Linked DNA regions of Homo sapiens: region 2 is linked to region 1. Evidence: read pairs that join two places in POLR2A ChIA-PET (ENCODE). Cell type or tissue: OCI-LY7. All regions are shown on one strand. Each heading gives the region's core, and the rest is flanking DNA. Links, peaks and the distances in the headings are about the cores only.

The links. Peaks named below come from ENCODE experiments on the same cell type or tissue, not always from the same donor. Only the 100,000 strongest peaks of a DNase experiment are listed, where the experiment ranks them.
Region 2: POLR2A ChIA-PET joins it to region 1 with 17 read pairs; 5 of 35 experiments call an interaction of 5 or more read pairs at or near these places.

What each region holds. Positions count from the first base shown.
Region 1 is chr5:133,244,580-133,259,822 of GRCh38, forward strand. It overlaps FSTL4 (follistatin like 4), which reads right to left. Exons shown (of 16, transcript NM_015082.2): 7 at 4,831-4,997. It overlaps FSTL4-AS1 (FSTL4 antisense RNA 1), which reads left to right and starts at 11,866. Exons shown (of 2, transcript XR_007058939.1): 1 at 11,866-11,939. RefSeq lists an enhancer at 910-2,109. In OCI-LY7, for the core only: a CTCF peak has its summit at 10,463; a DNase peak (open chromatin) is centred at 6,182.
Region 2 is chr5:133,180,869-133,196,111 of GRCh38, forward strand. No RefSeq gene overlaps it. Among named protein-coding and RNA genes, the nearest start is that of CTB-49A3.2, 19 kb to the right of the region's middle. RefSeq lists an enhancer at 14,929-15,243. In OCI-LY7, for the core only: a CTCF peak has its summit at 10,583 (motif pointing left); no DNase peak of the experiment used is centred there.

The sequences.
Region 1 (15,243 bases), core at 2,658-10,657:
ATAATCCAGAGACCCACTGCCAGGAGGGGCTGCAGCATGTGCCCTGGGCTGCTGATCTGCTGGGGTGCACCTGTCTTTGGGGGCCTTACACCATTCGTCCATAATTCTAGCCTCTGCTCAGTGGTGGATTTGTTTTCCCTCTTACAAGCTGGGCTGGGTAAGGCTAAAGCCTCCTGCAAGGCAGTGGCTCAGGTGTCCTTAGGAGACATACCAGGTCCAGGCCCAGGCTGAACTTCCTGACAACCTTAAGAAGGCAAAGGCCAGGTACGGTGGCTCACACCTGTAGTCCCAGCACTTTGGGAGGTCGAGGCAGGAGGATCACTTGAGCTCAGGAGTTTGAGGCCAGCCTGGGCAACATAGCAACACCCCTCTCTACAAAAAAATAAAAAAATTAGCCAGGCATGGTGGTGCATGCCTGTGGTCCCAGCTACTCTGGAGGCTGTGATGGGAGGATCGCTTGAGCTCTGGAGGTCGAGGCTGCAGTGAGCCAAGATCATGCCACTGTGCTCCAGTCTGGGTGACAGAGAGAGACCCTACTGCCTAAAAAAAAAAAAAAAAAAAAGGCAAAGTGAAGACATCATGAACTGAACCACTGCCCCATCAGGGGAGCCTTGGGTGGAAGCCAGGGAGACCCTGGGGCACTGCTGCACTCCAGATGTGCCATTGGGGAAGTTAGAGAGGAGGAAGACTCAGAAAACATCAACAAGGCTCCCCTCACTTCTGGACCCTCTGTTATGTGAACTCCCTCTTGGATGCATGTTTAATCTTAGGCTGGAAAAGGCGCTCCAGACTCTTGCAGCACACACATCTGACCCTGTCACTCCCCCATCAAACATCTGCGCTTCCCCACTGCCCACAGGGCAATTGCTAAGACTCTTAATGTTAATATTCAAGGACCTTTATGTTCTAGCCCCAGTCTGTCCCTATACACTTCTTTCTCACTCGCTTATTCCTGTCTCCTGAAGCCCCAGTCAGAAGGGCTCCTTTCTCTTGCCCCCAGAACAGTTGTTAGTGGTTACTTCGCCTCCCTGGAGGCTGCGGACAGTGTCTTTGTTCTCTACTCTGGTACGGAGCTTGTGACTCTCAGGCACTTAGCAAGTGAGTCAACCCAAATGATGACTCCCCATGTACGCCACCTGGATGGGCCACACACGATTGGGTGACTCATAAGTGCTTCTGAGAGCAACATTACTCGCTGCAAAATCTGACTGGCTCCTTCTTACTTGGCTCCAGGCGAGAGGGGTACATTTACTTTCTGATCAAATATTATTCTGATGCTCAGGGCATGCTTGATGTTTGCAAGTCAGAAAAGTTTAATTACATGTGTCATTAGAATGGCATTCTGTAATAGCTCTGTGACTGAATTCATTAATAGAATTCTTAACAGATAAGACAAATTAATATTTTGTTGCTCACGAAAGCTTCTCATTAAGAGAGTAGTGAAAAAGTGGTTAATATTTTGTTGCCAATCAAGATGTCTCATACAAACGACAAAGAAAGGAGGCCCACGCTCCTTCGTGCTCTGTGATCTCCCCGCCTTGGGTTTTGAAGGCCGATCAGCTTGCCCCCGTGCAGCCGTGTTTGGGAGTCACCACTGATTACAATGCCGGTGATCGTATTTCATCTCCCACTGCCGTGGGGTGAACGTGGCCACTGAGACACCTCAGGCTGAGGGACTCTGGGAGCCTCATCAACCCCAGAATCTTTGCTGCATCAGTGTTGCACTCCTGGGCTGTTCTCCCCTAATTCTTGCTTCAAAAATGCAAGTGAATCCCGATGACCTGGCTTTAGCCCCCTTCAGCCTGATTTCTTCTAAGGTTTGCTTTCCACACCGTCCCAAGTGGGCCTACTGCTTATGAGCACCTCTTGTGTGCCAGGCACTGAGCTGGGTCCTTGGTACACTTCAGCCTGAAAATGCCCATGTAAGGAGCACATCATGCTTTTTCTCCACAGGCTCAGAGAAGTCCAACAGCTCACCCGAAGCTGCTCTGGATTTGCTGGAGGCAGAGAAGCAGTGCCTCCCTCCCTGCGTGAGTCAAGGCTGACGTGGACAGTGAGACCTCCGTCCCCACTGCGAGCAGCGGGGGGCATGCCAAGGTCCTATCTGCCTGACTAGGGAGCCTCACCCAGCTGTTGCTGGCTGCTTGGTGGGGACTCAGGCTGCAAGCTGCTGAGAATATTATTTAGCAGCAGCAGGAATAATAATACAATAATAATATTAATGATAGTAACAATAGTAATGATGACAGTGATAATAGCATTTATAGAACACCATACGTGAAGAGCCTTACATGCATATTGTCATTTAGTCCTTACTGGAACCCTATGAGGCTGGTACCATTATTTATCCCCATTTCACAGAAGGGAAAACTGGAGCTTAGAGCAGTCAAGGTTACTAGACTAGTAACTTTCCAAGGTTCTAGTTAGTAAGTGGCAGACCCCAGGCTCATGCCCTTCCCTAGGAAGCTGTGCCGCCTCCTTCCCTCAGGTAGGGGAGGTGTGCGTGTGTTTTGTGTGTTTGTACACATCGGGCTTGGACCCCTGCGGGGCTGGTGCTGCCCTGCTCCCTCGTGTAGGGGGTTCTGAGAAGCACTGGGCCCTGCCTATTTGCGGGCTACTGACTCAACCACGAGCAGCAAGTGTTTCCTGGGAGATAATGAGGGGCCATTCATCTCTGGTTGCACCCACAATTACCCAAATTGCTAACCTTATTGTGAAAAGTAGAAATGCAATTGAGTTGGTGCTGGAGGCATGTTTGAGGGAGAGGAAGACCACTCAAAGTAATTTAATTAACTGATGGCAAGTACATTAAGTGGAGTTTTGCCTCTGCTTTTATTTCTGATGTCTTTCAGTGGAGCGCCAAGTAATGCACATGAAATGCTCCCACAGACACAGGTGGAGCTGTCCCAGTACTGATCAATCTTTCCTGGCCAAACATGTTTAAAAGCTGGCACTGCACCTTGTGAGCAGGTACAGTAGAGGACATCACACTCACAAACATGCACCCCAACACAGTCCAGTCTTTACAGATAGGACACTGCTCTTTCTTGCTAAGTTCTCAGACAAGCCCTGGCCATCGCAGGCCCAGAAAATGAAGGGTTCTGCCCATCCAGCATCTGTCCAGCAAGCACCCACCAGGATTGTGCTGCATTGACATTCAAAATTGTATAGGATACTGGCTATGTTCACCATGGTGGGAAATCACAAGAAAACAATCCTGTCCAGTGTGACAAGGCTAGGGGAAGGGCACTCCTTGGCAGCTCTGCCCAGGGTAGAACCTCCAGAGTGGCCCCCTCTTTCCATCTGCTTCCCCCATGACCCCCAGGGTGTAGCTGAAGGGGCCTAGAGAGTAGGAGAGGACTAACTTTGGTGGTTCCTGCAGCATTTCATGCTGGGTCTCTCTCCCCACAAGTCTCAGAGTTGGAAGGGACCTCCAAGGTCACTGGGTTTAGCTGCCCTCTTGTGGCTAGCAGCATTGCTGACCACAGTCCCTGCCTGAGCTTGCATATGCCCCTTGGGATAAGGAGCTCAGCGCCTCCTGTGGCGGCTCTGTCTCCATGGTGGGGCAGGTTTGATGGCTGGAATGGGGTTCCATCTAAGGAGCCCAAATTGATCTCCTTTTGAGGTGCACCTTGTGCTAGTCCAACTCAGGGGGTCACACAGCCCAGGTCAGCTCCCTTTGCCCCAGCCCCTACCCCACCACCTTCGAGATGTTAGCAGGAACTGACCATTCATCCCATGGGTCTTTCTTTTCTGGGCAAGCATCCCACTGTGGACCAGCTGTCCTGTCCTGAGCCAACAAGGCTAAGGCTGCCCTCTCTTCTGCATGAAAATTATATTCCAGTTACTGTAACCTAAGACCCGTCAGCTGTCCTGGCAGCTCACTACATGGGTGACATCACTCTGTCTTCTCACATGAACTTCTGGGAAGCCACATCACCTCTTGTGCCAAACCTGGACCAATAAATATCCTTGAATTATGCCACTTCTTTAAGTCTAATAGAAGGGAAGTATTGCTAACGTTTTTCTTATAGATTAATTCATTGAGGATCGGCAGGTTAAGAAATTACTCAAAGTCACAAAGCTGACGTGGGTGATGCTGGGACCCCAACGGAGGCTGCCTGGTTCCTCAGGGCACAGACGTACCCCCTGATGGCCACACTAGGCTGCATGAGCTCAGTTGCTTTCTTCTTCCACACAGCACCACTTAACTCATCACACCCTCATTCCCTTACCCAGCAATGAACGTCCCCAAGGTGGGTCCCCTCTGGCCTGACCTGGTTTCCCTCTACCTTCTCATCTGGCACCTGGCATTTGTCTTCCAGCCAACCCAGCCCAGTGGCTCACCTCTGCCCTCCACAGGGACCACCCCTTCCCTGCACACAGCTGTCTACAGCCTACCCAGCACTAGGGCCCAGAACCTCCTCCTAAGGTCCCCCAGCCCACTGTTCTCTCAGCTGTGGAGCCTGCTGCTCTCTCTGCTGGCCTGTGGTCCATCTCTCTGAGCCCTGTGAGCAGGCCCACACAGTCTGTTCTCAGGGTCACCTCCAGGCCTTTGCTAATGCAGCCCCGTTCAGAGGCCTCCTGTCCCACCCATCGCATCTCTCTTCTCTTCCTTAGCCGGACATAGCATGGCCACCATTCATCTATTTTCTGCTGTGGTGGGACTTGGATTTTCTGATACTGCCAAGCTGACAACAGGCTAGAAAAGCACCAAACACAGGATGTTAAACTAAAACTCTCCCGTCCTGCCACTGTCTGTGGCATCTTACCCAGTGTACTCTCCCAGGGAGGTGCGCTTGAGCTCAGAGTGAATTCCAGGTGACTTACATTGATGTCTTCCAAGTCCAGGAAGTTCAGGGTGAGCCCGTTGCGCTTCCAGATGATTGGTGGCCTCAGGTCTCCATGGACGGCGCAGGTCAGCACTGTGCTCAGCCCCACGGTCACTGTGGTCACACTGACCCTGTCCTCGGGGGCGAGGCTGAGCTGAACCACTTCTGCAGAGGGAAAGGAGGAGGCACGGTCAGGTGCAGGCCCAGGGATTGGAGTCTCAACTCAAGGTGAATAGCCATGAATTTCCTGGGTGGAAGAGGCCCAGAAGGGCTTCACGACTCCCTGAAAATTGTTTACAATGTGCTGACTAAATGTAGAGATAGACACTTTTGCTGGGCGAGGAGCCAAGACTTAGGTCAAATGCCCAAAAGGCTATGTGAGTCCAAACAGGTCAAAAACCATAAGTAATGTGCTGAGGACAATCTGGGCCATAGATTTGTGTCAAGCCAAGAATGTGGGCTGCGAAGGCCAGGGGGCCCACCACAGAGAGACCGGGGGGCAGGGGTGCAGCGCCCTGCTCACAGCTCCCCTGGCCTATTGGAGTCTGGGCCTTGCTAAGTGCAGACAAGGTCTGCTGAGTGAGCTAACAAGTTTCTCATCCATCTGGGGTCAGTTTTAAAGGTTGCGCTGTCTGAAGTCTGGGGAATGAACTGGCTGATCTTTGAAGGTTTGTTTCTGTCTAAGGATTCGCTGAACTTGGATTTGGATTTCTGTCCTATGAAAATGCACTGTAGCTTTTAATTTTTTGAAGAATACTTCAGGCTGCAGAAACTATTAATCCTTGCCATTTTGAACTTGATAACTGGCATTAGGACTGATCATTCTTCAGGCAAATGGGAAGAATCTAAGATAGTTCTCTGCAATCACAAGCTTTTTGAAATTCTCAGGATTTATGAAAAAATTAATCAAACTCAGGCTGCTCAAATGACCAAATGGGATCAGGCTTTGGGGGACAGTCAGCGGCCCACTGATGGGACTGGCTCCCTTTTGCTCTTCCCCCAAATCTGTGCACTCAGGGAGGCTGGGGCAATAGCCAGAGGTGGCATGAGCTGAGGGAAGCAGGCTGGCTCTCGGTGCAGTGGGTACTATTTTGTCTATTCCCTATTCATGCTTACGACTCTATTGGGACCTGGGGGACCCCAACAGATGTATCCCCCTGAACTGGAACGAAGCAGAGTTGGGAGCTGAGCTCTGCTATTCTGCGGGACGCTTGTGAGCTGTGACCAGGCAGCAGCAGCCCCGCAGGCAGCACATCTGTGCTCACACCCTCTTGCCCGTGTGTGTGGGAGAGGGGAAGAGGGAGCGAAAACAGCCGCAGGTGCAAGGCACAGCAGAGCAGCTGAATTGAAACAGGGTCCTGAGGTCAGACCCTGAGCAGCAAAGCCCTCCTTCTTCCACAGATGCTGAGTGGCTCCGCCCTGGGCTCACAAAGATGAACAAGCTACGCTAGGTGCTTCATCAGTGCTGTTGGATGGATGGATGAGAAATGGAGAAAATGAAATAAAGAAGTAAAAGAGCCAATAGGCCGGTGGGGAGGGGACAATCACACACAGGAAAAATGTGACTAACGGTGAAGGAACCCTCAAGGAAAGATGAGCACCCAGTGATGGATGCAGACGCAACTGGCATAATATTTTACCAACAATAAAGTGATGCATTTCAAGTTCCCCCTTAAATCAAGTTCTGCTCACTACCCTCCCATCTCCGAGTCATGAGGCTTATTGCCCAGGGCAGGAGAGAGAAGGCACTAACTCTGTAGCATGACCCGGCCTTTGGAGAGGGGAAAGAGAGAGAATGAGAATTTGCTAAAATGGTTTAGCTCCCACCGTACTCTGCGGGTCTGTAGGACTCAGACCTCAGCATTCTCCCCAAGAGTAGAGGAGGCATCCTTTCCTCATCAGATGACCACGAGGCTCCCCTGGGCCACGAGGCTTTGTGCCGCTGCTCCTGCCACCTGGGGCAACCGCATGTGTCTGGGCAGAGAGCCAGAACCACCTTGGCTCCTGGTATGGAAACAGGCCCAATTTTCCCAGATAACTGAAGCTTGAGAAACTTAAATTTGTTTCATCTGAGTTCTTTTAACAGGAAACCAAACACCAGGCCTCCTAGATCACTGCATCCGGACAATGAGACACACCTGCTGCCTATTGACCATCTCCTGTCTTACCCCTCCCTAATTCCCTGCTATCTAAACCCCGAACTTTAGTCAGAGAGATGGATTTGCAACCGGTCTCCCATTTCCAGGCTGATGTCATTGAGATTAAAGCCTTTCTTCCCTGGCAATATTCCATCCACTCAGTGATGGACTTTCTGTGAGGTGAACAACCAGACCTAGACCGAACCCCTGGTGTTCAGCAACATAATATCTGGACCTGAGAACTGCCTTGGGCTGCCAGACCAAGGTCCAAAGGGAAGTGCTCCTGGCCTCAAGGGGCATGGAGGCCAGTGGTGGCTGTGGGAGGCCTTGCTTGGGGGAATATCCTGACCCGCGAGTACACCAGACTGTGAGCCCAGATCATGAGCACACCCAGGGCTGAGCTCAGCTTCAAGTGACCTCAGACAGGGCAACTCAGAGTCCCTTGCCGTGGGAAGTGAGGCCGCAGTGCACCACCACGCTGCTTCCCTGGACACTCAGAAGCCAGCCGGGGAGAGCAGCTGGGACGTGGGGTGGAAGCTAGAGACACAGAGCAGTTTTTAGACAGAGCACTACTTACGTGGACTGTTAAAATCGTCAGCTCGTGCTAATCTTTACAATGGATTGAGCATTTAGTTGTGCTTTTCTCCCATTGGGGTGAGGCTTGTAAAGTCAGGTTAGTTACAAAAGGAATCAGATTTTCCCTGCACGTCTGATCTGTGGTCAGACTAGAAGGAAAAGACCAATTGGGCCATCGGGGAGGGGCTCTTGGAGGCAGCAGCAGGGCTTCCCCTGGGCCCTAGAGATCCGCTTCTCAGGTGCGGCTCCCCAGCCACCTGTATCATATCTCTGGGGGTGGGTAATTAAAACACAGATTCTTGCCCCTCTGCCTCAGGCTGATGCAGATGCTCTGGTGGGCTGGATGGACATCCAGATTTTAACAAGTGGGCTGGGTGGACATCCAGATTTTAACAAGCATCCCAAGGGGTTCTATGATGGCCTGAGAACCACTGTGTTACAAGATGAGAAGGGCTCTGGGTACATAGAGAGGGGGAATGCAGGTGGGAGACAGGGAGACGAGGCAGGTCTGGTAGGCTGGGGTTTCCTGGGGCTCTAGATACAAGGCTAGGAGCATGGCCCCTCATTTGGAACATAGGACTGATGTGAAAGGTAGGATCCCTTCCTCCATGTGGCCCCAAAGTCATATATTCCAAGCGGCTCTAGAGAAAGGTCTGCAGGAGCCTCAAACATGGGGCTAATAGGAAACAAAAATCCAAGTGGGAGACGGAAGTCTTCTGTGTCCCTCCGGTCCTCTGCTGGCTGGGATAACTGGCTGCTGCATCCTCCCTGAGTTATTCCCAGCCATTTGCATGTAGAAGATGTGCACTTTGCGCAGGAAAAACTCGTGCAAAATTAGAATGTGTGAATACTGATAGAACCATCGTAGTTCTGCTCCTGTCAGCTACATGAATATTAACCAAACAGCAAATATTTGGATCACTTAAAATTTAATTAAATGAATGTTTTATTGGATTTAATTTGTGTCAATATTCCCCAGCTCCTTTCACAGTTCTGAAGGGATTTATGGCTACTGAGCCCTCTCCTTCCACCCTCACTCCCCGTTATTTCCTGGTCAACAAGCCTCCCCCTGGCGGGTCCTCCTTCCTTGCTAAATGGAAAGAGTAGGACTAAGTGGCTTCCCAGGGTGACTTCCAGGGAGAGTAAAAAATGAGACAGCATCATGTGCTAGGCCCCGAGTGAGCAGGGCAGGCCACCTGGCCCCCAGGCCTGGCTCTGCTGCTGACAAGCTCAGTGGCCTTGGCAGCTCCCTTCCTGTCACTGGGCCTCAGTTTAGACATGGATACAATGAGGGCTTGGGCCCCCCTCGCTTTTGACTCGGAGCCGATTATTCTATGTTCATGCCCCTGGAGACCCCCTGAGTCTTGCAAGTGCTCCCACTGCATCTTTTCTTGCCCCTAAGTGTCATCTGCCCCTGTTCTTTGCCCACTTACCCATGATGGTAAAAGTGACGCCTCAAGTGGCAGCACCAATGGGTGCCAAGTCCCACTAAGGCTTCCCTCCCGATACCCTTTGAGGACTCCCCTGCCCCATCCCAGGCCCCCTATAGCCTCCTTCATGGTCACCCCTCCAGTTTGCCCCTGCTGCCTGCAACTGTCTTGTTGCCACTGGCAGAACAAGGTACATCTCAGCCCTGCTCAACAGCTGTCAATGGCTCCCTATTACCCACAGATCACCACATAGAATCCAGAAGAGTCCCCAGTCTTGACCCTGCTGTGTCTCCAACATTATTTACCACTGTGCCAGCTGGCTCCCCATGGCATTTGTGTCTTCAGACCTCAGCGTGGGCCTGCTTGGCACCTGCTGCTCATCCATTCTGAGCTCCTCACACTATTGGCCCCTACCTCCAAGATGACCTCATGGGATGTTTCTGGGACCCTGAAGTTTTAATGTAAAGAAACACTTGGACAGATATTAGGTGAAGAAGATTGAAAGAGACTGTCCTGGTGAATTTATCAGAACTTTTTCAGGCTTAGTAACAGAAACACTCAGAAATGCTCAACTATTAATAGCTTAGGGGGAAAAAGGTGGTTTAGTTCCCACAATGGGAAATCTAAGGGAGGTGGAAGAGGTTGCAGGCATCCAGGGCCTTCGACAGTGGCATTCTCTACTTGGTTGCAAGATGTCCATTGGTGGCCCCACACTCACATTGTTTCTGTATGTGGGATCCCAGAGGAAGGGAACAAATCTTGCCTGAGAGCCCTGGAAAAAGCATGGGGGAGCTCTGATTGGCCACATACAGCTCCTGTGTTCTTCCCTGAAGCAAACACTGAGGGCAAGAGGACTGAGTATTGTGCAGGTGTGGGACTGATTGGCCCATCAGGCCTGGGCCGTGTGGCCACCTCCAGGGGCAGGGACTAGGTGTTTGGGCTGGGGTAAAATGGCTAATGGAAAGGGTATATTGGGCAGATTGACACCCTATGACCATCATAGGGATGCAGAGAGGGCCCCCTCCCTTCCCCCTATCTGCATCACAACTGCATCGGGAAGCCTGGGCATCGTGCGTGATCAGGGCAGATAGCCGCAGTCATACAGTGAAGACGGTAAGAATCGTCAGAACTGAAACCTGATTTAGGCTACTACAGTCTTGCCTCCACCCTGCGCCTTCTCTGGAGAGTGATGGGGGCAGCTTTCACAGGGAGGAGATGTGGCCCAACTAAGCAAACCCCATCATCCTGTTGAGCCTCACATCCTGATGGCGAGGGTCTGGAATTTGTGGAGATGGCCTTCTGTGTTCAGTGATCACACATCTCCTGAACCTCACCTGCGCTGGCCACATCTGCAGGGCTGTGGACCAGTTAAGCCCCAGGCCTGGTCTCTGCTCTGGTGGGGAGCCAGGCCACATGAGAGGAAGATGAAGATGCCACATGCAGCCCTCTAGGGGGCAACGAGTGGTCCTTCTGGCTCCTGGCTGTGGCTCCAATGCCCCTGTGTTGACTGACCATCTGTGGGCTCATTAGCCACTATGTGGGAAGGTTTCCAAGGTCCCTGGACGACCAAACGTGATATGCCCAGCACTCAGAGTGTGATCAGGGGTCAGTGAGAGAGGGCTCAGCCAGACGCTGTGTCTGGGGTGAGAATGTGTCTACACACTGAGGCTGGTGTCTTTGGAAAGAGAGGGCTGGGTTGGGGGTCAGAGCAGCCCATCAGGGAGCTTGTCTGGCACTACTGGGCAGAAGTCTGTGCCCACAGAGGGACTGACGCCCTGCTATGAGAACTGACATTGGAGAGCTGCTCTGCAAGTAGGGAATCTGAGGAGGGCAAGGGAGTTGGGGGGTTCTCAAAGCTCAGGGCTTCCCATGATATCCCCCTGGGATGAAAACAAATGGGTCACACTGCAGTGATGGCCCAAGTCAGTGTGGGTTGGTTGGCACAAGACAGAGCTTCCTGGACCACTAGCTAGGCTGCGTGTCCCACAGTGGGATTCTGGGCAGGGCTGTCTGGCACTCTGGTGCCTAGCACAAGGCATGGCACACAGTAGGTGGGCTCAAGGCCATGACCTATCTCTCTAGGCCCTTCAAACCAGTGCAGTAGCATACCCTTGGTTTTCCAGACATGAGATGCCACAAACACCCGTCCTCACCTTTCTCCCTGAGTCTTGGAGCTTGGAGAGAAGAGGCAGTCACAGGGAATTAATGGGCTTACCATAAGCAGGCTAACAAACACCCTTCCTGAAAGCAGGAGGCCATAACATTTCAGTTGTTGGAGAACTGGGTTTTAGTTCCTATTACAGGTTTCCCTTAATCTCAGGCGCTATTTCTCACACTGACTTGAACTCGATAAGACACTCATAAACCCATCAGCACCCTCTCAAACAGGATTCTGGTGCTTTGTAGTGATAGAAATTAAATTTCTCAAATTCTTGTCAAGCTGGTGTTAGTTTTCTTATGTCAGAAACACACTAATGGAACACATTCCTACTTGGATATTTGCCATTTTTCAAATGATGCCATTGGTGAAAAAAACCCTGTCAAAAGCTCAGTAACCTGCCTGCACATCAATATTTTTGACTGAGCCTCGGAGGGCAAACTCAGGCTCAGGGGCCTGCTTGGGAATGAGGGCAATTTGGAGAGAGCACAGGCCAGGCGCTTAGACACATCTCTCTAACTGCGGCCTCTTCCCACATTATTCTCCTTCTAAATTAATGTGCTTTCCTGAAACAAACCCCTCAGGTGACCTAGGTGCCACCAAAGAAGCTGGGGCATTGGAGTGACAAAGTCTATTGATCTGGTCCCATCCCTGTGACCAGAGTCACACTGTGAAGTTGGCGAGTAGGGGAGGAGCCAAGGGGGAGTGCGCATGCCCAGTGTCTCCTGAACAAACAGGGCAACATCTCCCGGACCTTGTGACTTTGGCTGGTGTTTACAGAGTGAAGCTGCTTTGGCGTATCCTGGTGAGCCGGGCAAGGCGGGTGGGAGGGATGGTGTGCTTTTTGTCTCCTCTGTTCCGTCTACCAGAGATTGTCACTCTGGGATCCTTTCAAATAACTGCTGAATGTTTGTGGATGGGAGGCTGGGGACAGGATGTCTTAAAGCCTTTCATCTTGACATTCCTGTTTAGAGCACCAGGGTGCATCCAGCCTGCACAGGTGGCTCTGTATTAGCCAGACTTGCTCCAAAGCCACACAAGAGAGCACTTGCATCTGTCCCAAATCTCCTGTTTCCTTACGTGTAACCAGATTCAATCTTCCTGCCATTGTCATTCCCTCTTGCTTGCTTCATTTTGGGGATGGCAATAAAATTACTAGTTAATTACCTGCGGGTCAGTGGGTAATTTACTTTTTCAACTGGCCTATGTTGCTTGATGTTGCTTCAACTTTTATTACAGTTTAGTTATCAAGTTCTGCTCTCTGGTGTGAACAAACACCTTTGTAAGCTGCATAAAGGCAGAGACTATATCTGTTTTATTTATGTTGTATCCCCAGCACCTAATACAATGCCTACCACGCAGAAGGGACTTAATAAGCAGTTTTAAGCAAGTGAACTATTAGGCTAGTGCTCAGTCAACAATTATTTATGGAGCTGGTACCAGGAGCCAGGATACAGTGGGAATATACTGGCAAGAAAAACAGGCCCAGTGCTTGCTAACCTGGAGCTCATGGCTTAGCAGAGAAGACAAGTGTTAAGTGGGGAGGGAGAGCAGAGGCCTGAACCTGTCTACAGACCCCAGGTTAAGGGCCCGTGACTCCTGTAAAGCCTGGTTGCCCTCTTTCTTGGTAGAGCCCTCCCTGTGTGCCTGGCAGACCTGTGTCCTGCTATCGAGACATCCTAGTCTGATGTAGTATCCTCCTTGTTTGCAGGAGGGGCCGGCCTGTGCAGGGGCAGGGTTACCTGGGCATCCCTCTAGGCTCTGGGGTTCCATTTAGCCTCCTCTGGCCAATACACCTTTTTAGTTTTGAGAAAACTAAACCTCAATGTGACTGCTGTGTGCAGACGAACAGGAAGTTAGAGCAGAACTCAGTGCCCAGGGGCTGTGAGATCACCATTCTGGGTATCATGGGGTGCCACAGTGTGGCAGGCAGGAGAGGCATCCATCAGAAGGAGCAAAGGGTCCTTGCTGAGGTGGAGAGCACAGGGCCTCCTGGTCAGCAGGAGCATGGCTGTCACAGTGCTGCATACCAGCTCTTCCACCTCCGCTGGTTCCTGTGTGTGGGGTAGCCTTGGTCAGCTTGGCCACTCTATGGGTCTCTCCCACCCTACTGAGTCTACACCCAAAGATGATGGGCATACCTCTGCTCAAGATATTTGCAAAAGGAGAGTATCCTAACTGCCTATTACTTTGGTGTCTTAAGGGGGAAAAGAATGTATTACCTTATGTAATTATACAGAGCTACTCAGAATTTACAAAAATTCATACAGATCTCTAAGGTTGGATCCAGAATCTCCTGAGCAAGTCAGTGGAGAAGAGCAAACAGTTTTTACCTAACTAGCAAGAGGGGGCCATGCTGTGTGTTTCCAAATGCCAGCTCATCTTCCAATTCCTGTGCACTCATTATGACTATTTCGTGGCCTCTCTTGGAGCCAGAATGGGGCCATGTCATTGGGTTTGACATGGTAGGTGATAGGAGGTGACCAAGCCTGGCCACACAACCTCTGTGTCATTGTCTTGGTTAGTTTTATGTGTTACCTTGACTGGGCCACAAGGCACCCAGATATTTGTTCGAGCATTATCCTGGGTGTGTCTGTGAGGGTGTTTCTGGATGAGATTGACATTTGAATCAGTAGACTGAGTAGAGAAGATTGCCCTCCCCAATGAGGGCAGGCCTCATCCAATTCGTTGAAGACCTAGATAGAAAAAATGAGCCTGGGTAAGAGGGAAACCCTCCTGTCTCACTGCTGAGCTGTGACATTGGTCTTTTTCCTGCTTTCAGACTGAAACTGAAACACTGGCTTCAACAGAAGCCAATGTTTTATTGGTTCCGTAGAAGACATATACATCTTCTGTTGGTTTTATTTTTCTGGAGGATAACACAGTCATCATCCATGCTCTCCTCTCCTCGTCTTTGGAGGTCATGCATTTGATGAGAGTGAAGAACATGGTCTAGTCACTGTTTAGGGAGAGCTGCCTGACCCCATCGGACTTGATGAGGATGGGAAACCAGCCTTTACTATACTACACTACTGAGATTTTGGGATTTCTATAGCAGCTGGTGTTAATTACATAACACACCCCCTCAGAAGGGAAAGAAATACCAGTTAACGTATTTCCACTGAAGAAGTCATAAGGAAATGGGAAACAGTCTTTTGACAGGCCAAGTCATCCAGGTCAGGAACCTTCTGAGAATGTTCTAACAAGAGTAGGTCCAACTTTGGCTCCAATCCCCAGAATACCTTCTGTACAGGGAGCTCACTCCTTCACTCCACATCTGTATCTGTTGCTACAGCGTCCAAACTGCTGGACTGAGGGAGCAAGGGCTGGGGGTGGGGGGTGTCTCAGAATAGGCTGGCAGAGAACATGCAAACAAATTACACAGTACAATAAGCATTACGGATAGAAAGAACAAGATGAGAGAATACCAAGAGAGTAGCAGGGGAGGGCTATTAAGGTGTGTGTGTGGGGGGTGGGTGCTGGTGTGGCGGAAAGCCTCTTTGAGTAGAGAATATTTAAGTGAAGATCTTTAAAATGAGAAGAAGCCAGCCAGGCCAAGAATGGGAGCAAGGACATTCTAGTTAGAGAAAACAGCCCATACAAAGGTCTTGAGGCAGGGTGGGGGCTTGGAGTGCTCTGGGAGCTGAAATAGACCAGTGCAGCTGAAGCACATGGCACAAGGCAAGGGCATGTGGCACAGATGCGGTCAGAGGCAGGAAATAGCTAGTTAGAGCAGGCAGAGCAAGGTAAGGACTGATGGCTGTAATTTAAGGAGATGAAAAGTGATCAGAAGGATTTTTTTTTCTTTTTTTTTTTTTTTTTTGAGGAGGAGTCTCGCTCTGTCACCCAGGCTGGAGTGCGCGGCACGATCTTGGCTCATGATCAGAAGGATTTTAAGTCAATCAGGGATGTGACATGATTTGCATGCTAAAGGGTCACTCCGGCTGTTGTGCAAATAACGGACTGGTGGGAGAGAGGGAAAAAATGCAGGGGGACCATTTAGGAGGCCAAGGCAGTAGTTCAGGAGAGAGACAGGTGGTGACTGTGGAGATGAAGAGGAAGGGACAGGGCTGGGAAATAGTTTGGATGGGGTGGGGATAAAAGAGGTG
Region 2 (15,243 bases), core at 4,236-12,235, 62 kb before region 1:
CACCCCACAACAGTCCCCAGAGTGTGATGTTCCCCTTCCTGTGTCCATGTGATCTCATTGTTCAATTTCCACCTATGAGTGAGAATATGCAGTGTTTGATTTTTTGTTCTTGCGATAGTTTACTGAGAATGATGATTTCCAATTTCATCCATGTCCCTACAAAGGACATGAACTCATCATTTTTTATGGCTGCATAGTGTTCCATGGTATATATGTGCCACATTTTCTTAATCCAGTCTATCATTGTTGGACATTTGGGTTGGTTCCAAGTCTTTGCTATTGTGAATAGTGCTGCAATAAACATACGTGTGCATGTGTCTTTATAGCAGCATGATTTATAGTCCTTTGGGTATATACCCAGTAATAGGATGGCTGGGTCAAATGGTATTTCTAGTTCTAGATCCCTGAGGAATCGCCACACGGACTTCCACAGTGGTTGAACTAGTTTACAGTCCCACCAACCGTGTAAAAGTGTTCCTATTTCTCCACATCCTCTCTAGCACCTGTTGCTTCCTGACTTTTTAATGATTGCCATTCTAATTAGTGTGAGATGGTATCTCACTGTGGTTTTGATTTGCATTTCTCTGATGGCCAGTGATGGTGAGCATTTTTTCATGTGTTTTTTGGCTGCATAAATGTCTTCTTTTGAGAAGTGTCTGTGTCCGTTCATGTCCTTTGCCCACTTTTTGATGGGGTTGTTTGTTTTTTTCTTGTAAATTTGTTTGAGTTAATTGTAGATTCTGGATATTAGCCCTTTGTCAGATGAGTAGGTTGCGAAAATTTTCTCCCATTTTGTAGGTTGCCTGTTCACTCTGATGGTAGTTTCTTTTGCTGTGCAGAAGCTCTTTAGTTTAATTAGATCCCATTTGTCAATTTTGTCTTTTGTTGCCATTGCTTTTGGTGCTTTAGACATGAAGTCCTTGCCCATGCCTATGTCCTGAATGGTATTGCCTAGGTTTTCTTCTAGGGTTTTTATGGTTTTAGGTCTAACATTTAAGTCTTTAATCCATCTTGAATTGATTTTTGTATAATGTGTAAGGAAGGGATCCAGTTTCAGCTTTCTACATATGGCTAGCCAGTTTTCCCAGCACCATTTATTAAACAGGGAATCCTTTCCCCATTGCTTGTTTTTCTCAGGTTTGTCAAAGATGAGATAGTTGTAGATATGCGGCGTTATTTCTGAGGGCTCTGTTCTGTTCCATTGATCTATATCTCTGTTTTGGTATCAGTACCATGCTGTTTTGGTTACTGTAGCCTTGTAGTATAGTTTGAAGTCAGGTAGCGTGATGCCTCCAGCTTTGTTCTTTTGGCTTAGGATTGACTTGGCAATGCGGGCTCTTTTTTGGTTCCATATGAACTTTAAAGTAGTTTTTTCCAATTCTGTGAAGAAAGGCATTGCTAGCTTGATGGGGATGGCATTGAATCTGTAAATTACCTTGGGCAGTATGGCCATTTTCATGATATTGATTCTTCCTACCCATGAGCATGGAATGTTCTTCCATTTGTTTGTATCCTCTTTTATTTCCTTGAGCAGTGGTTTGTAGTTCTCCTTGAAGAGGTCCTTCACATCCCTTGTAAGTTGGATTCCTAGGTATTTTATTCTCCTTGAAGCAATTGTGAATGGGAGTTCACTCATGATTTGGCTCTCTGTTTGTCTGTTGTTGGTGTATAAGAATGCTTGTGATTTTTGCACATTGATTTTGTATCCTGAGACTTTGCTGAAGTTGCTTATCAGCTTAACGAGATTTTGGGCTGAGACAATGGGGTTTTCTAGCTATACAATCATGTCATCTGCAAAGAGGGACAATTTGACTTCCTCTTTTCCTAATTGAATACCCTTTATTTCCTTCTCCTGCCTAATTGCCCTGGCCAGAACTTCCAACACTATGTTGAATAGGAGTGGTGAGAGAGGGCATCCCTGTCTTGTGCCAGTTGTCAAAGGGAATGCTTCCAGTTTTTGCCCATTCAGTATGATATTGGCTGTGGGTTTGTCATAGATAGCTCTTATTATTTTGAAATACGTCCCATCAATACCTAATTTATTGAGAGTTTTTAGCATGAAGCGTTGTTGAATTTTGTCAAAGGCCCTTTCTGCATCTATTGAGATAATCATGTGGTTTTTGTCTTTGGTTCTGTTTATATGCTGGATTACATTTATTGACTTGTGTATATTGAACCAGCCTTGCATCCCAGGGATGAAGCCCACTTGATCATGGTGGATAAGCTTTTTGATGTGCTGCTGGATTCGTTTTGCCAGTATTTTATTGAGGATTTTTGCATCAATGTTCATCAAGGATATTGGTCTAAAATTCTCTTTTTTGGTTGTGTCTCTGCCAGGCTTTAGTATCAGAATGATGCTGGCCTCATAAAATGAGTTAGGGAGGATTCCCTCTTTTTCTATTGATTGGAATAGTTTCAGAAGGAATGGTACCAGTTCCTCCTTGTACCTCTGGTAGAATTCAGCTGTGAATCCATCTGGTCCTGGACTCTTTTTTGTTGGTAAGCTATTGATTATTGCCACAATTTCAGATCCTGTTATTGGTCTATTCAGAGATTCAACTTCTTCCTGGTTTAGTCTTGGGAGAGTGTATGTGTCGAGGAATTTATCCATTTCTTCTAGATTTTGTAGTTTATTTGTGTAGAGGTGTTTGTAGTATTCTCTGATGGTAGTTTGTATTTCTGTGGGATCAGTGGTGATATGCCCTTTATCATTTTTTATTGCGTCTTTTTGATTCTTCTCTCTTTTTTTCTTTATTAGTCTTGCTAGCGGTCTATCTATTTTGTTGATCCTTTCAACAAACCAGCTCCTGGATTCATTAATTTTTTGAAGGGTTTTTTGTGTCTCTATTTCCTTCAGTTCTGCTCTGATTTTAGTTATTTCTTGCCTTCTGCTAGCTTTTCAATGTGTTTGCTCTTGCTTTTCTAGTTCTTTTGATTGTGATGTTAGGGTGTCAATTTTGGATCTTTCCTGCTTTCTCTTGTGGGCATTTAGTGCTATAAATTTCCCTCTACACACTGCTTTAAATGTGTCCCAGAGATTCTGGTATGTTGTGTCTTTGTTCTCGTTGGTTTCAAAGAACATCTTTATTTCTGCCTTCATTTCGTTATGTACCCAGTAGTCATTCAGGAGCAGGTTGTTCAGTTTCCATGTAGTTGAGCGGTTTTGAGTGAGATTCTTAATCCTGAGTTCTAGTTTGATTGCACTGTGGTCTGAGAGATAGTTTGTTATAATTTCTGTTCTTTTACATTTGCTGAGGAGAGCTTTACTTCCAAGTATGTGGTCAATTTTGGAATGGGTGTGGTGTGGTGCTGAAAGAATGTATATTCTGTTGATTTGGGGTGGAGAGTTCTGCAGATGTCTATTAGGTCTGCTTGGTGCAGAGCTGAGTTCAATTCCTGGGTATCCTTGTTGACTTTCTGTCTCGTTGATCTGTCTAATGTTGACAGTGGGGTGTTAAAGTCTCCCATTATTAATGTGTGGGAGTCTAAGTCTCTTTGTAGGTCACTCAGGACTTGCTTTATGAATCTGGGTGCTCCTGTATTGGGTGCATATATATTTAGGATAGTTAGCTCTTCTTATTGAATTGATCCCTTTACCATCATGTAATGGCCTTCTTTGTCTCTTTTGATCTTTGTTGGTTTAAAGTCTGTTTTATCAGAGACTAGGATTGCAACCGCTGCCTTTTTTTGTTTTCCATTTGCTTGGTAGATCTTCCTCCATCCTTTTATTTTGAGCCTATGTGTGTCTCTGCACGTGAGATGGGTTTCCTGAATACAGCACACTGATGGGTCTTGACTCTTTATCCAATTTGCCAGTCTGTGTCTTTTAATTGGAGCATTTAGTCCATTTACATTTAAAGTAAATATTGTTATGTGTGAATTTGATCCTGTCATGATGATGTTAGCTGGCTATTTTGCTCGTTAGTTGATGCAGTTTCTTCCTAGTCTTGATGGTCTTTACATTTTGGCATGATTTTGCAGCGGCTGGTACCGGTTGTTCCTTTCCATGTTTAGCGCTTCCTTCAGGAGCTCTTTTAGGGGAGGCCTGGTGGTGACAAAATCTCTCAGCATTTGCTTGTCTGTAAAGTATTTTATTTCTCCTTCACTTATGAAGCTTAGTTTGGCTGGATATGAAATTCTGGGTTGAAAATTCTTTTCTTTAAGAATGTTGAATATTGGCCCCCACTCTCTTCTGGCTTGTAGGGTTTCTGCCGAGAGATCCGCTGTTAGTCTGATGGGCTTCCCTTTGAGGGTAACCCGACCTTTCTCTCTGGCTGCCCTTAACATTTTTTCCTTCATTTCAACTTTGGTGAATCTGACAATTATGTGTCTTGGAGTTGCTCTTCTCGAGAAGTATCTTTGTGGCATTCTCTGTATTTCCGGAATCTGAACGTTGGCCTGCCTTGCTAGATTGGGGAAGTTCTCCTGGATAATATCCTGCAGAGTGTTTTCCAACTTGGTTCCATTCTCCTCGTCACTTTCACGTACACCAATCAGACGTAGATTTGGTCTTTTCACATAGTCCCATATTTCTTGGAGGCTTTGCTCATTTCTTTTTATTCTTTTTTCTCTAAACTTCCCTTCTCGCTTCATTTCATTCATTTCATCTTCCATTGCTGATACCCTTTCTTCCAGTTGATTGCATCGGCTCCTGAGGCTTCTGCATTCTTCACGTAGTTCTCGAGCCTTGGTTTTCAGCTCCATCAGCTCCTTTAAGCACTTCTCTGTATTGGTTATTCTAGTTATACATTCTTCTAAATTTTTTTCGAAGTTTTCAACTTCTTTGCCTTTGGTTTGAATGTACTCCCGTAGCTCAGAGTAATTTGATCGTCTGAAGCCTTCTTCTCTCAGCTCGTCAAAGTCGTTTTCCGTCCAGCTTTGTTCCGTTGCTGGTGAGGAACTGCGTTCCTTTGGAGGAGGAGAGGCGCTCTGCTTTTTAGAGTTTCCAGTTTTTCTGTTCTGTTTTTTCCCCATCTTTGTGGTTTTATCTACTTTTGGTCTTTGATGATGGTGATGTACAGATGGGTTTTTGGTGTGGATATCCTTTCTGTTTGTTAGTTTTCCTTCTAACAGACAGGACCCTCAGCTGCTGGTCTGTTGGAGTACCCTGCTATGTGAGGTGTCAGTGTGCCCCTGCTGGGGGGTGCCTCCCAGTTAGGCTGCTCGGGGGTCAGGGGTCAGGGACCCACTTGAGGAGGCAGTCTGCCCGTTCTGAGATCTCCAGCTGCGTACTGGGAGAACCACTGCTGTCTTCAGAGCTCAGATGGAAATGCAGAAATCATCTGTCTTCTGCGTCGCTCACGCTGGGAGCTGTAGACCGGAGCTGTTCCTATTCGGCCATCTTGGCTCCTCCCATCGATTCCTATATTGTTTCATTGACCTGTTTGTCTAATGTTGCTCAGTTACATACTGTCTTAATTACTATAACTTTATATTAAGTCTTGTATTTGATAGAGTAAGTCCTCCCAAACTTTCTTTTTTTTTTTTTTTTTTAGATGGGGTCTCACTCTGTTACCCAGGCTGGACTGCAGTGGTACAATCTTGGCTCACTGCAACCTCTGCCTCCCAGACTCAAGCGATCCTCTCATCTCAGCCTCCTGAGTAGCTGGGACTACAGGTGCACACAACCACACTTGGCTAATTTTTGTAGTTTTGGTAGAGATGAGGTTTTGCCTTGTTGCCCAGGCTGGTCTTGAACTCCTGAGCTCAAGTGATCCACCTGCCTTGGCATCCCAGAGTGCTGGGATTACAGGCGTGAGCCACCGTGCCCAGCCCTTCCCAGACATTTTTCTTCAAGAATTTCTTAACTATTTTTGACATTTTAAACTTCCATATAAATTTTAGAATTAGCTTGCCAAAATCCTTTCTTAAAATTGTAATTGGGCGGGCAACTGTAGTCCCAGCTACTCAGGATGCTGAGGCAGGAGAATGGTGTGAACCTGGGAAGTGGAGCTTGCAGTAAGCTGAGATTGCATCACCACACTCCAGCCTGGGCAACAGTGCGAGACTCCATCTCAAAAAAAAAAAAAAAAAAAATTGGGATTGCAATTATTCTCTAAATCAGTTTGGGATAAATTAACATTGTTATATTATTAAATCTTCCAATCAACATGGTATATCTTTCAATTTAATGTTTTTAATGTCTCTCAAAGTTCTAGAATTCTCTTTAGAGAGATCTTATATATCTTTATTGATTTTATTCCTATTAAAAATGTTATTATAATGGTATTTTTTTTAAAAATGCATTTAAACTGTTGCTGTTATGGAAAAATATAATTATGTTTGTTGTATTAATTCTTCATCATCAACCTTGCTAAACTCTGTTGCTAATTTTAATAATGTATCTTGTATATTCATTTTAATTTTCTTTTCGTAGAGAGAGGGTTTTGCTGTGTCGCCCAGGCATGCAGTGGCACAATTATAGCTCACTGCAGCCTCGCTGGGCTTAAGCAAGTTTTCCAAGTAGCTGGGACTACAGGCATGTGCCACCATGCCCAGCTAATTTTAAAATTTTTTGTAAGACTGAGTCTGGCTTTGTTGCCCAGGCTGGTCTGGAGCTCCTGGCCTCAAGCAATCCTCACGCCTTAGCCTGCCAAATTGTTGGGACTACAGGCATAAGCCACCTAGCCCAGCCCCCTCATTTGAATTTTTTACATATACAATTATATAGTCTTGTTTCTTTCCAATTCTTACACCTTTTGTTTCTATTTCTTACTTTATTGATCTGGCTAGGACTATAGTGTACAGTGTACAGTGCTAAGTCAAAGTGGATCCTTGCCTTATTCCCTGTCTAAAAGGAGGCACTCTCAATGTTTTACTTTAATATTTTTACTTCAGTGAAGCATGTTTGCTATAGACCTTCATCTCTAATAATTAAGACAATTTCTGTTTCTACTTTGCTTAGAGGAAATCATGAATATGAATGAATTTGGGATTTTCTCAATGCTTTTTCTACATCTCTTGAGATGCTCATATGCTTTTCCTTTAAGCTGATAATGTGAATTACATCAATTTTTTTTTCTAATGTTAAATCAACTTTGCATTTCTGGGATTCATCCAACTTACACATAATGCACTATCCTTTTTTCTAAATTGCTGGATTTAGTTTGCTGATATTTTGTTTAGCATATTGGTATTTACATTATGAGTAAAATAGGCTTGTAATTGTCCCTTTCTGGGGTTGTTCTTATTTTCTAGTATTGCAACCTGAGTTGGGGATTTTTTTCATCCCTTTCTATTCTCTGGAAGAGTTTGTGTAAAACTGGTGTTACATCTTCCTTAAATGTTTGATAATATTCACTGGTGACACCATCTGGCCCTGGAGGTTTTTGGTTTTTCTTTTGAAATAATTACAGATTCACATGCAGTTATAAGAAATACTATAGCAAGATCCTGTGTACTTATGCTCAGTTTCCTCCAAAAGTAACATCTTGCAAAACCATAGTACAAGATCACAGCCAGGATACTGACATTGACACAGTCAAGATACAGGGCATTTCTGTTGCCATAGGATCTCACATGTCATCCTTTTATAGCCACACCCAGGTCCCTCCCACTGCATCCCCCTTCTGCATCCCTGATGATCATTAATCTGTTCTTCATTTCTACAATTTTGCCATTTCAGGAATGGTATATACATATATACAGTATGTAATCTTGGAATGGAATCATGTACAGTTTGCAATATTTTGGTATTGGCTTTTTCACTCAATTTAATTCTCTGGAGAGTCACTCAAGGTCGATGTGTCTATCACTAAGTCATTCCTCTTTATTGCTGAGTAATATTCCATGGTATGAATAGACTGCAGTTTGACTCTTCACCCATTGAAGAACATCTAGATTGTTTCCCATTTTAGTCTGATATGAGTAAAGCTGCAATGAACATTTGTATAGAGGTTTTTGTGTGAAGGTAAGTATTTCTGTGGGATAAATGCCCAAAAGTACAATTATTGAATCAAATGATAGTTAAATGCTGATTTTTAAAAAAATTGCCAAACCGTTTCTCAGAGAGTCTGTACCATTTTTTATATTCCCATCTGACATGCATGAGTGACCCAGTTTTTCTGCAGCCTCAGCAGTGTTTTTTGTCACTATTTATTTTATCAGAGTAGTATTTTCACAATTGTAATAGGTGTGTAGTGATATCTCATTGTGTTTTTAATGTGCATTTCCCTAATGGCTGATAATGTTAAATTTCTTTACATGTGCTTATTTAACATCTATATATCCTCTTTGGTGAAATATCTGCTTAAGAATTCTTTTTGCCCATTGTCTTTTCTTTTCCTTTTTTTTTTTTTTTTCTGAGACAGGGTCTTGTGCTTTCACCCAGGCTGGAGTGCAGTGGTGCGATCTCAGCTCACTGCAACGTCCAGCTCCGGGGTTCGAGCAATTCTCCTGTCTCAGCCTCCCAAGTAGCTGGGATTACAGGTGCATGCCACCATGCCTGGATAATTTTTGTATTTTTAGTAGAGATGGGGTTTTGTCATGTTGGCCAGGCTGGTCTTGAACTCCTGACCTCCAGTGATCTGCCCACCTCTGCCTCCAAAGTGCTGGGATTATAGGTATGAGCCACTGCACCTGGCTTTTTTTTTTTTTTTCCGCCTATCTTCCAATTGAATTGTTTGTTATTTTACCATAAGTTTTGTGAGCTCTTCATGTATTTTAGATACTAGGCCTTTGTTGGATATGTGGTTTGCAGATATTTTCTCCTAGAATGTTGTCTTTCTGTTAACAGGATCTTTTACAGAGCAAAAATGTGAAATTTTGATGAGGTCCAGTGTATCAAATTTTCCTTTTATGGATCATGCTTTTGGTGCCAAGTGTAAGAACTCTTTGCCCACCTGTAACTCTTGCCCCCATTTCCCTGTGAGGCCACTGGAAGGAAAGCCCAAGTGTGTGTGGAGAGACAAGCGCTGTTGGGAGAGAAGCAGCTCCCTGCCCTGCCCCTGTCTCTGGGCGCTCACTTCTCCATTCTTTCCTCACCTCCTGTATGATGTTCTTTAACATTTTTTATTTTTAAAAAATTTTTAAAAGTGTTTTTAGTGGTAAAATTGTTCTGAATGATTTAATCTTCCCCCTGAAGAGGAAGGGAAATCTGACCATTGTTTCTGAGGTAGAAGTTGGTGAGGCACTTACATACTTGGTGGTAGCCCAAGGGGAATTCTTGCCTGGGTGTAGGAATGAGTCCATCTTCTTCGGCTCATCTGTTTTGTTTTCCTTCCCTCCTTTGCGCAGGAAGGAATAGGTAGGATCTACAGGCTCTGTAATCGTGTCTCACTCTTGGGAGATAACAGTCTCCCCTCAGGGTGCCCCTGTTCACCAAAGACATGAGTCCTTGTTCCTGACTGCTGCAAAGGGAGCAAGGGTGGACAGGGAACCATGCTGTCTGTGTTGCACCTGTACCACTCACGAGTGAGTGTCAGTGTCAGATTTCTCTTAATCTTGATCACAGAAGTGATATAAACAGTTTACTGTAGAAGTTCTAGACAATAGAAATAAACATGTAGAGGAAAACCAGATCCACTTATAATCCCACAACACGGTGTTTAACATTTTGGCCTATTCCCACTTGCCCCTGACCCCCGAATTCTACTTTTTTTTTTTTGAGACAGGGTCTCACTCTGTCACCCAGGCTGGAGTGCAGTGGCGTGATCTCGGTTCACTGCAACCTCCACCTCCTAGGCTCAAGTGATCCTCCTACCTCAGCTGGGACTACAGGTGTGTGTCACCACACCCAGCTAATTTTTGTATTTTTTGTTGAGATGGGGTTTTGTCGTGTTGCCCAGGCTGGTCTCCAACTCTTGGGCCCAAGTGATCCACCCACCTTGGCGTCCCAAAGTAGTGCTAGGATTACAGGCATGAGCCACCAGGCCACCCACCCCCAACTCCGCCCGCCCCCGCACTCCAGTATTCTTTTATAAAATGAGAATATACAGCATGCATTTTCTTATATCCTGAAGAAATGTGAGTGAGCTTACCTAGCAGTGCATCAGGAGATGCTGATTCAGATTGCCCTGCAGGTTCCAGAGAGCCTGATCAGTGGGAGCACAGGGCCTGGCTCCTTTTAGGGTTCCCCAAGGGTCTGGTTTATAAGTCACATTCTCTGTCTTGTGCCCCAGGGATGCTGAAAGTCTCCCTGTTGTTGCTCTACCTGGGAGTGCATCCTCCCCATTGCATACAGGGTGGGTCCTGGGGGTCGTCACTTCCCATCCCTTCTTCCTGGGCCGCCCAGTTCCACTGGTCACTGCTGACCAATATCTCCTGCTTGGTAACTGGATTTCACTTTGGCAGGAGACTCTGGTTCAAGGGGAGGAACTCTGAACATGGGGATTATGGCCAGTGGCCTTGGATAAGTGAGAGTTAAGGAAGCATAAACTAATTTTCTTTGGATGGAAGTTTACACATAAAGATGATACTCACCTAGACTTGCAGATAATATGATGTACTATTTATTGCATAAATACATTTGATTTTAAAACAATATTAATTTTAGCTCTGGGCATATCCAGCCTTAGCTAACTGAAAATTGTAGCTCTGGGACCATCTGCTGGCTACTCTCCAGACTGCCACACTGGTCTGGGAAGCTGGCTCTCTTGGGATGGAGGTTAGAGCAAAGCCCCTGCTATAGGTAGCTTTTGCTTCCCGGGGTCTGCAGGGAAGTGAGGCTGGAGCAGCTGCAGTTCAGACATTTTCATGGTGGTGGATATCTCGGGCAGCAGGATCAGCAGTTACAGTATGCGTTCTGACCACAGACATAGATTCGAATTCTGGCTCTGCTGCTCTGAGCCTCAGCTTCCTCTTCTGTAAAGTGGGGATAATAATAACACGTACCTTGTTGGGTGGTTATAAGGTTTAAAAACAGGTGCTTATTAAGTGCTTATCACAGGGCTAGGCACATGTAGTAGTTTACACCTCCAGGAGAGATGGGGAGCAGTACCTTGTTTATGTCACTGTGATGATTAATGTTATGTCAGCTTGGCCAGGCCACTGCTAAAGACTGAATGTTTGTGTTCCCCACAAATTCATATCTTGAAAACCAGCCCCCATTGTGATGGTACTTGGAGGTGGGGCCTTTGCGAGGTGATTAGGGTATGAGAGTGAATGGGATTGGAGCCCTTAGAAAGAGGCTCCTGGAAGCTCCTTTGCCCCTTCCACCACGTGAGGACACAGTGAGAAGATGGATGCCTAGGAACCAGGAAGTGGCCTCTCACCAGACACCAAGTCTGTTGCTGTCTTGATCTTGGGCCTCCCAAACTCCAGAATGATGAGAAATAAATTAGTTTATAAGCAACAAAGTCTGTGGTATTTTGTTATAGCAGCCTGAACAGACTAAGACAGCCGTGGTCTCTGGTGTCTAGTCAAATACTACTCTAGATGATTCTGTGAAGGTATTTTAAAAATGAGATTAACATTCATTTCTTGGTTTTTATTTCTTGAGACAGTGTCTCACTTTCTTACCCAGGCTGGAATGCAGTGGTGAGATCATGGCTCACTGCAGCCTCAAACTGCTGGGATCAAGGGATCCTCCCACCTCAGCCTTCCAAGTAGCTGGGACCACAGGTGCCCACCACCATGTCTGGCTAATTAATTAATTAATTTTTTTTTTTTTTTTGTAGAGATGGAGTCTACCTGTGTTGCCCAGGCTGGTCTCAAACTCCTGGGCTCAAGCGATCCTCCTACTTTGGCCTCTCAAAATGCTGGGATTACAGTCATGAGCCACCACGCCCAGCTCAGATTACCACTTAAATCAGTAGACTTGGAGGAAAGCAGATTACCCTCTGTGATGTAGGTGAGCTCCATTCAATCAGTTGAAGGCCATAATAGAAAAAGACTGGCCTCCCCTTAAGGAGGGGATTCTGCCAGCAGGCGGCCTCTGGACTCAAACTGCAACTCTTCTCTGGGTCTCCAGCTGCTGCCTACCAGGCCGATTTTGGCCTTACCGGCCTCCATAGTCACATGAGCCAATTCCTTAAAATAGATCTCTCTTTCTGTCTCTTTCTTCATATATACACACGCACCCTAGGGGCCCTGCCTAATACTGTCATAGCATAGCCGTCTTTAAGCTCACTGAAGGCAGGTGCTGTGTCTCCTTTGTTCAGCCCTCTGTGGGTCATACCCGGCACAGTGCTGGCTCCCCGTTAGTAGCCTGGTGATTACTGGGCACTTCCCACTTTCTATGTCTCAGTTAGAAGGTCTGCCCCAGTGAGAGCCAAGAGTGGGCGGGGTAATGGATTAATGTCTGGAGCTATAGTGAATTTTTAGTGCCTGCCAGGGCAGATGGTGGGCACTTTTGAACCGGATGTGGTTGTGCATTTTGGGAGCTGAAACTTCCACATGGAGAAGAGAGACTTCTGGGTCCAGATGCCTGCCTTTGTCGAGCCACTCTTTGGACTGGGCCAGAGCACGACTATCGCACTGTGATGAGCAGGAACCTGCAATTGCGATGGAAAGGTGGGAGAAGGACGCAGAGTGGTTTTGCCTTAATCAGTTCTCACTTTAACAACTGCAAACAGACTGGCACCAGAAAAAGGTGACTTTTCTCAAGTTTTATTGTAAAATCCTCAGAAAAAGAGCATTTACAATGACAATAGTTTATGATAATTTGGAGTCATGGTTATACCAAGTGGTACTGTAAATACACCATGTGTTCAATACTGTGTAATAGGTCAAAGTAAACACAAACTTATTTCAAATGCCACATACAGTTACTGTGTTGGTACAAATTTCTACTAAAGTTGATGTATTAAAAATAATTTATATATATTTTATAAATAAGGAAAAATTCACATGTATAATAATTACAGGAAGCCTTTTGAGAAATACAGGTGATTACAGAAAATATATTTTGGAGGCTAGACAATGGTTCAAAATAATGTAATCTGCCTTGACATGAGAGATCCGAGAGTTTTCTGAGGTGGGGAAGCATGAGACTCGAATAGGACAAATGATGTGTGTGGCTTCACATCTTGAGGGTCACTCAGCTGCACTACAGCATGAAATGGTGTGTGTGACCACGCCAGCAAAACTCCATGCCCAGTTCTGCTTTGAGATAATCTCACACAGCCTTTGGGAAGCATGAGAAGCAAGGGAAAGGTAGGAAGCCACAGGGCCAGGCTAGGAAGGATGAGGGGGCCGGCCAGCCGCGGGAGCCAGGCAGGGAGGGAGTCGGGAACTGTGGGTCTGTGGTATGCGGCTTGCAAACCTGTTTCTCTCACCTGTCCCAAGTAGCACAGGACCCACAACGCTTCAACCTATGGCAGATGTCATGCTGGGCAGTGGATAAAGGTTTAGATTTGGGGCATTTTCTCAAGTTAGAGCTCTTGGGCCTCACAACCCAGCCAATACTGGTTGCTCTTACTCAGAAACAAAGCTCTGATCCTGAAGAGGGTGCCTCTGAAGGGCAGCAATCTCTGATCTGGCCGAGCACATGTCGCCAAGCTTGGTGTAGGGGTAAGTCAATGGTTATTGCTTTGTGGAGTGCTGGCTGAGCCCTCGAAAGCCCTCTAGGGCATGGCCCATGTTCTCTGGGGCCACATGAGCAAGGGCTGGTTCCATATATGTAAAGATGAGCTTGGAAAGAAGCGTGCATGAATTGTGTGTGTTTTTTTTAAAGTGCATGCTAAATACTCTGGTGCTGGCTAAAGAAGCCTCGCTATGAATTTTGGAGGATAATCCCCACTCTTGTATTCTCCATAATTTCATACGTTGTTATTTAGTTAAATTAGGCTTCCCCACTTGCTGCCCACAGCTCCAAAGGAGGATGTGGATGCACAGGACAATGCTTGTTGGTGTCCCAGGGTCTGCTGCATGGCTGCTGCCTAAAGCATGCAGACCCAAATAAGATGCTCAAATCCTCATGTGACTTAGCAGGTAACCTGGTATAGATAAAAGCAGGGAGTGGATTGCATTCCACTGGCTACCTGGGGTCTTGTAGTCACACTCTGAAGATAGGCACTGTATTTTTTTTTTTCCCTTGAATTTTTAAGCATCTCTGTTTTATGATCTCTATAATTTTGGAGAGAAACCAAGGCAGCTAGTGACTTTCTTGAACAAAATTTCTTTGCCTACATGCCAGTTTGGGAGGACATAGTAGTATCTGGCCTATGAAGGACTTCTGGCTTGTACCCCAAAGCAGGAAAGCGGCACGGGCAAAGACCACGGGGTAGGGGCTCGTGTAGCGGTCAGGTCAGTTGCTCCTTGAATGGTAGGAGCTGTTGTGGAATGGCTCATGAGCAGGGGGCCTGAGACACAGGAATGGAACAGGAAAGAGGGGAGAATAAAAAGGGAGTCGGAGGGAGGCTGCGGGGCTTGGGTCCTCTGAGAGATGATGCTTGGCTGAGATGTCGTGGTCTCGCTATTCCTGCTGGACGACACCTGACTTCCCTGATGGTTTCCAGCCAGCTCTCTCCAGTCTTGGTCATCTAACTCCAAAGGTCTGCAAGCGAGGGTTTGGAGGGTGTGATTCTGGGCAGCAAGGGGCTGTGTCCCTATGGGTTCTGGCTGTACTTGGAGTGGAACCTGGGGTCCTGGGTGGGGGAGGCTGTCGAGGACTTCTGTGGCAGTGCTTCAATCTTATGTTACCTGCCTGGCCTCCTGGCTGGGGGTGGAGGGGAGTAGCATTCCGGGGGTGCTGGGTGCAGGGGCAAGCGTGAGGTAGATTGGTGGATGCATAGGAAGGAGCTGGGAGTGGTAGTGTCAACTCTCCTGGAGGCTTGCTTCTGAAAAGGAGGTTTGAAGAGTGGGAGAGAGAGTTGTGGGATTTGCTAGTGAAGACGGTTTGTTGTCTGTAATAATGGAATGAAACACATCATGATAAATGATCAACTATACTTTTTAAGCCCCTTGTAGAAAAATATATCCAGAGTGAATCTGTTTCACATCTCAGTTCTGAAATCTTCTTTAGTTCACAGGTTATTGGTCGACAGAAAACAAGATGTGGCCGTACAAAGCCAACTCCTGGCTGCTTTCCTAAATGAAGACTCAGTGGTTGCAATCTCTATGGCAGCAGGCCGTTCTCTCCTTTATTTGGGGTTGAAAGCCGGCTTCCAGTGCCTACCTGGAATGGGGAGCCTTGTCTGGACAGATGGAGATGGGGAGATGTCTGGGTTGGGGGTGGGAATTGTAGGGGTTGAGTTTCTGTCTCTGGTGATGCTATCTCTAGGTCAAAGTACCTGAAGTTTGGTATTAGTAGTTGGCTCCAGCCAGGATTTACAGGGCTCTTCTAGCTTCTTCCTGGAGCTTGGG